2 separate regions of the Homo sapiens genome follow, and region 1 is linked to region 2. A link is a contact called in ENCODE Hi-C data. All regions are on one chromosome and are shown on one strand. Each heading gives the region's core, a stretch centred on a gene start or an enhancer-like site at or near the end of the contact. The rest is flanking DNA. Distances are from core to core; before and after follow the strand shown. Region 1 overlaps GAB3 (GRB2 associated binding protein 3). Region 2 holds the start of CTAG2 (cancer/testis antigen 2).

Region 1 (3,418 bases), core at 385-2,884, 59 kb before region 2:
CATATATAATATGTTTCCCAATAACCCAAGAGCACCAGGAATGAGTAAGGCACCAGGCCGAAACTGGAGAGCCTGTCCCGGCATGAAGTTGGAGGAAGCCAGAAAACTCACCTATGACCCTTTCCATTCTCTGTAGCCCCCCGCCTCAGTTTTTAGAACCACATAAGAGCAGGGTCCTCTTCATCTGAGAATTACACCCAAAGGGCTTTCTTGTGACTTTTCACAGAGTGTTTGGTTCTGTCTCCAGCAACCATATAGTAGTCAACACATTGTGTGTGTACCCTGGCCAGGATCTCTGTTGAAATGCTTTTGTATATTAACTTGTCTCATCCCCACAGCAGTTCTATGGCCTATGTGTGATTACTATCTCCACTTTATAGAAAAGGAAACTTGGAGAAGGCAGGCCATGTAGTAATGGCTATGTAGTAGAGCCTGGACTTGAACCTAGTTAGTTCTGGGTCATCCTGACTCAGGAATCCTGGACTATTAACTTGGTTCAAAAGGGAAATAAAAGCAGGCTTTTCATTGGCTGTTTCTGATCTGGAGTTCTCATTGATTCCTGATTCAAATTCATCTTAAGGACCATGTTCTCAGGTGATGGGGAGAATGTTATGCTCCTTGAGAAAAAGAAATGGACTTTTCCAGCCACCACAGCACTGTGTTTCTTTCCTTCCCTTTACTTATAACAGTGATGAACAGGACTCTTTATTTATGTGTTATTTGTCTGTCTTCTCTGCTAGAATCTAAACTTCAATAAGGGCAGGATCTTTGTCTTGGCTGTATTGAGGGTTAGTGGCATTCTGGGCACATGGTAGATGTAATAGGTATTCTATATAGACATATACCTATATAATAAACATGTATAGGTATACATACATATATGCACAAGTACATATATAACTATATGCATGTACTTGTTATGCATATATATATATATATATATATATATATATATATATATATATATGTTTGTTAGTTGAGTGAAAAAACAATGAGGCAAGGCTGCTGCTGAGGGCCATAAAGAAGCTGTGCGTAGATTAACTGCAGATTTTTGGGCCAAGAATGCTGGGTTTTTTACTCTTAATTGATTCAACACTTTGCTCTTGAAACATTGGCCTTCTTTCCCAGACATTGTTTATAGCTTGGGGAAATGGTCTTCTCCATCAGTACAAACACCAGCTGTGATTTGCATCTTCTGTTTGGCTTCTTTGATGCTGTTGGAGAAATTTTGAGTGCGTGTTATAGCCATTCTTAAACATTAACCTGGGAAATGATTTCTCCAGCAGATTCCATGGAGAGCCTCTCTTACACGCCCTCCTCCCTGCAGCCATCCTCTGCCAGCTCCCTTCTTACCGCCCATGCTGCCAGCTCCTCTTTGCCAAGAGATGACCCAAACACTAATGCCGTAGCCACTGAGGAAACCAGAAGTGAGTCAGAGCTTCTCTTCCTTCCAGATTATCTGGTTTTGTCCAACTGCGAGACTGGAAGACTGCACCATACCAGGTATGCTTATGCCCAGGACTCTGTCTGAGCTGGGCCTGCTAGCATGCTCTCTAGAGTCACACTGCCTCCTCTTGCAGTCCGTAGCTGAGATGTGTTCAGTGTGCTTCACCAAATTAGTCCATTTAGTGGTAGCATTTTCTAGTGGGTGTGTCTGCTGTCACCTCTCTTCCTGCCAATGTCAAGGCAGGAACAGATTGCTATGAACCACTGTGAAAGATGAAGCATGTAGTATACTAAACAGAATGAGTCATGCTTTTCAGCATTGTGGTTTTCACTTCTAGCCTTGCATTTTCATGTGTATCTGATGCTTAGAGGATGAAAAAATCAACAAACCATTTTTCTTTTGCCACACCAAGGGGTTGGTGTAACTGAGTGTTGTAGAGGGAATGTGGCTATGCAAGTAGCAAGCAAGGTGGTACTGGGGAGATGGGAATGAGGCCAGCGTTGGTTTTGTGGTGGGTGGATGGCTGCATTTTAGTCCAACTTACATGCTTTTCTTCCCCAGTCTACCCACCAGATGTGATAGCTGGTCAAACTCAGACCGTTCATTGGAACAGGCTTCATTTGATGATGTTTTTGTTGACTGCCTGCAGCCGCTCCCCTCCAGTCATTTGGTCCACCCCTCATGCCATGGCAGTGGAGCTCAGGAGGTGCCATCCTCGAGGCCTCAGGCTGCCCTGATCTGGAGTAGAGAAATCAATGGGCCACCCAGGGACCACTTGTCTTCTTCACCATTGCTGGAAAGTTCCTTAAGTTCCACCATTCAGGTAGATAAAAATCAAGGTTCCTTACCCTGTGGAGCAAAAGAACTAGACATTATGTCCAACACTCCACCTCCCCGCCCCCCTAAGCCAAGCCATCTGTCTGAACGGCGCCAAGAGGAGTGGAGTACACACAGTGGTAGCAAGAAGCCAGAATGCACTCTGGTTCCAAGAAGAATCTCCCTCTCTGGTTTAGACAACATGAGAACCTGGAAAGGTAAGTGTTGGGTCCTAAGATTCAGGCGCCAAGAAAACCCGGGCTCCTCTTCACTCTTTGTGCCCATGTGAGGTCATGCCAATGGACCAAAACGATGGGGCTGGGTTAGAATTACCTTGATGTGTGCAGCTTGGTAAAAAGCCACATCAGTAGTGTGTACTTGTGTACATATGTGCTTGTCCCTTGTTCAGGCTGGCCTGATCTTCTAATGGGGCTGGATCCTTGGTGGAAGCATATACCCTGAAAGCAGCACTCTTCTGTTCCTGGATCCCCCCAACCCCTCCTTTGAGCCTGACCACCAGGAGAGACATTTAGGTCCCCATAGATGCTGCAATAGGTTGGAACCCTGGTCCCTTGTGATGGGCTTGCCCATGCAAGTCCTTGCCCATGTGGTAAGCTTCCCACCTGAGTCTGAGCTCCTAGTGTTTTTTGGAGTCACTCAGGGACCCACTTGGTACAAAAGTTGATGTCTTTTGTCTTAACTCAGTCCCATTCCCTTCTTTGCCTCTCTCTCACATACATAGAGAGTCCTGAGACCACAGACCATCACTGCCTTCTATTTTTTAGCAATCCCATCAACCTCATTCATCATCCCACTAGACTTGTTCTTTCCAAATTCTAAGTGGCTGTACAAAGGGCCCTCCCACAGCCCTCTTTTGCCCTTTTCTATAAGGCCATTTATCCTCACGAGGTTATCTTGCAATTCTGCTTGCAGTTCCATCTTCCTCCACCTGTTTCTTTCCACCTGGGCCTCTCTGGCCTTCAGAAGCTGTTTGGTGAAAGCCAATTCAAGCCCATTCATTGTGGTTTTTCAGTAACCTCTTCTTTACTGCTTTGCTGAGCCACCTCATCTTTCTGCCATGAGCCAACCAACCTTAGCATTTTGCTCTTCTTTCTTACATCAGTCTGTATCTCTCAGATACACAGACAGACACAA
Region 2 (3,233 bases), core at 554-3,053:
GCAGGAGCCTGCTTTGGAAAATGACATGTTTTTATTGCTATGTCTGCAGTGGCTTTTTAGCACAGTAGAATGTCCCCGCAGGCCCGCCACCCTCACCCAGCCCCAGCCCTGCAGCCTCTGTCTGGGTGTCGGGGAAGCCTTTCTTGGGGTCACTCAGCCGTCTGAGGACTGGATGTGGCACAGACATACATAGGTTAAAGCTGCTACACGGAAGACTGGAGATGCGGGAAGTGCATTCGCTTTAAGCCTAGAGGTGGTAGCCGTGTCCGGGGTCCCTTCCTGGGGGTGTGCCTGTTACCGAAATACCAAGGGTTTGGTCTACGTCCTGCTGCTGGCCGCACAGAAAGCCAATGACTGACTGAGACGAAGAGCATTACCAGGGAAGACGGCTTTAATTGGGTGCTGCAGCCGGGGAGATGGGAGTTAAGTCTCAAATCCATCCCCCTGACTAAAACTAGGGGTTTATATAGCCAGGAAGAAATGCACCAATGTGTAGGAAAACAGGAACTCGGGAGGGCCCAGAAAGCAATCCTGATGAATTTGGGGGGTCCAGCATCTCATTGTCTGGATGTGGTTATCTGGTGAGTTTCAGTTCTTTGATATTTTGAGAGGCCCGAAGGTCATTTCCTGAGGAAGGAATTCAGATAAAACAACTGTAAGGTTCAAGCTTGAAGACCAGAAGGGTCAGTTTCTATGTGTATCAAAAAGAACAGCCTATGGGACGATTGGATCGGTTTCATGCCCAACCCAGGGTACAGGATGTGGGAAGCCTGAGCCGGCCTGGTGAGCAGCCCAGACACCCGGGATGGAGTATTGCAGCCTCTCGCCCCACAGACTTGTGAACAGGGCGTGGGGACAGACACCCAGCTCCTAGGGCCATGCCACCCCCACCCCTGCCCGCCTCTCGCAGCACCTTTCCTGTGGATCTGACCCCCTTCCAGACACAGAAGTAAGCCAGCACCCAGCAGACACAGGGTCACCTCCCAGCTCCCTACCAGGCAAGAGCGACCAGGGCAGGGACTGATACTGCCGAACCCAGGAGCCAGGCCCGACCCAGCCTCAGGTCCAGCAGGTCCCGCCTGTCCACCTGGGCCAGGCCTAGAGCCCGGGAGCCCCTGGCTGGTGGGAGGCCACCCGCAACCCACCCCACACGCAGCTCCAGCTCCCCCACCAGGCGGGGCGACTAGGACAGGGACAGAACCCGTTGAACCCAGGAGTGAGATCCGGCCCCGGGTCCCGCTGGGCCCTCCCGTCCACCTTGGCTGGACCTGGCGCCTGGGAGACCTTGGCTGGCGCGAGGCCACGCCCACCAGACATGCAGTTCCAGCTACCCCACCAGCTGGGCGACCAGGACAGGGACGGAGGCTGCTGAGCCCAGTTAGAGGCCTGCCCCCCGGGGTCTGTCCTGGGCGCTCCCCCAAGGACGGACAGGGCAGACAGGGTCCGGGACGATGGCCGCACAGTCCCGGCCCCGTGTTCCCAGGCCCGTCTTGCTCCTCGATGTGAGGGAGACCCGGGGGATGGGACAGGCTGGGCCCCGCAGTGCCTGACTCCCTGCAGGGCTCCCGGGACAGGGGTCCGGCGGACAGCCGGCTGCTCAGGGGTGAGGGGTCCAAGCTGGCATTGCGGCCACCTTCCGGCCCGGGCTCTCTTGGGGAGGGGCGGGGTTGGTGAGAACCGGTCACGTGCTCCGGGGCTCACTCGGGGTCTCCCAGGGCCGGAAGTAGGGCCCCTGTGCGCAGGCGCCCTGAGGATCCCGGGCTGCCCATCTCACGCCAGGGGGCGGAACTTCCTGCAGCCTCTCTGCCTCCGCATCCTCGTGGGCCCTGACCTTCTCTCTGAGAGCCGGGCAGAGGCTCCGGAGCCATGCAGGCCGAAGGCCGGGGCACAGGGGGTTCGACGGGCGATGCTGATGGCCCAGGAGGCCCTGGCATTCCTGATGGCCCAGGGGGCAATGCTGGCGGCCCAGGAGAGGCGGGTGCCACGGGCGGCAGAGGTCCCCGGGGCGCAGGGGCAGCAAGGGCCTCGGGGCCGAGAGGAGGCGCCCCGCGGGGTCCGCATGGCGGTGCCGCTTCTGCGCAGGATGGAAGGTGCCCCTGCGGGGCCAGGAGGCCGGACAGCCGCCTGCTTGAGTTGTATCCTGTTCTGTTCTGTTCTAGGAGGTTCTGGTGGCGAGGTGGGGGCCGTGAGACGGAGACAACAGGGTCAAGAGGTGGGGGGCAGGGCCAGGAGGTGGGTGAGGGCAGGGCCAGGTGCGGAAGGTGGGGTTTGGGAGATGGGGGTAAGGCGCCGGGTGGGGTGGGGGTGGGGGCTGGGAGTTGGAGGTCGAGGGGTGGCTCAGAGGAAGGGAGTAGGTAGGGGATGGGAGGTGGAGCGTGTGCACAGTTGGGTGCTGGGCGATGGGGTGAGGGGCAGGGGGACAGGAGACAGGGGTTCTTGGGTGTGTGAAGGGATCAGGAGTTGGGGGGAAGCGTGCAAGGTGGGAGCCGGTGGCTGGGGTGTGGGCTGGATGGGGGTGGTGTCAAGCGATGGGGAGAGGTCCCGGCTGATGCGGCAGGGGGCATGGTGGGGAGGGCCTTGGAAGGGCACGCAGGAGTCAGCTTGAGGTGCAACAGAGGAAAGTGGGGAATCAAGACAGCTGGGTGGGGTTGCTGCAGGACCTGGGCCAGTGCGTGGGGAGACAGCCTGAGGGGATGAGATGGGCACCGGCCAAATCCTAGGAGATGGCACCTTAACTGGGTCCCCACCAGGCACATCACGATGCCTTTCTCGTCGCCCATGGAAGCGGAGCTGGTCCGCAGGATCCTGTCCCGGGATGCCGCACCGCTCCCCCGACCAGGGGCGGTTCTGAAGGACTTCACCGTGTCCGGCAACCTACTGTTTATGTCAGTTCGGGACCAGGACAGGGAAGGCGCTGGGCGGATGAGGGTGGTGGGTTGGGGGCTGGGATCCGCCTCCCCGGAGGGGCAGAAAGCTAGAGATCTCAGAACACCCAAACACAAGGTCTCAGAACAGAGACCTGGTACACCAGGCCCGCCGCCACCCGAGGGAGCCCAGGGAGATGGGTGCAGAGGTGTCGCCTTTAATGTGATGTTCTCTGCCCCTCACATTTAGCCGACTGACTGCTGCAGACCACCGCCAACTGCAGCTCTCCATCAGCTCCTGTCTCCAGCAGCTTTCCCTGTTGATGTGGATCACGCAGTGCTTTCTGCCCGTGTTTTTGGCTCAGGCTC

Evidence for each region. A loop is a pair of places that touch in the nucleus more often than their neighbours do. Pooled maps may share reads with other maps.
Region 1: a pooled map shows a loop between it and region 2 (2.5-fold over the local background). The contact joins the enhancer-like site here to the promoter of CTAG2 in region 2. A Hi-C loop is called at or near these places in 1 of 168 maps with a recorded cell type or tissue (A673), 3 of 37 single-sample maps with no recorded cell type and 5 of 50 pooled maps.

Annotation. Positions count from the first base shown.
Region 1 is chrX:154,711,292-154,714,709 of GRCh38, reverse strand. It overlaps GAB3 (GRB2 associated binding protein 3), which reads left to right. Exons shown (of 10, transcript NM_001081573.3): 3 at 1,284-1,503; 4 at 2,009-2,481. Among named protein-coding and RNA genes, the nearest start is that of GAB3, 38 kb to the left of the region's middle. Within about 2 kb of position 1,634, at least 3 of the 41 ENCODE cell types and tissues checked have a DNase peak (open chromatin) inside an H3K27ac peak, as active enhancers do.
Region 2 is chrX:154,652,149-154,655,381 of GRCh38, reverse strand. It overlaps CTAG2 (cancer/testis antigen 2), which reads left to right and starts at 1,803. Exons shown (of 3, transcript NM_172377.5): 1 at 1,803-2,135; 2 at 2,751-2,885; 3 at 3,115-3,233. The coding sequence starts at 1,867. LOC105373387 (a long non-coding RNA gene) reads right to left here and starts at 1,647. Exons shown (of 2, transcript XR_938543.3): 1 at 378-1,647; 2 at 13-291.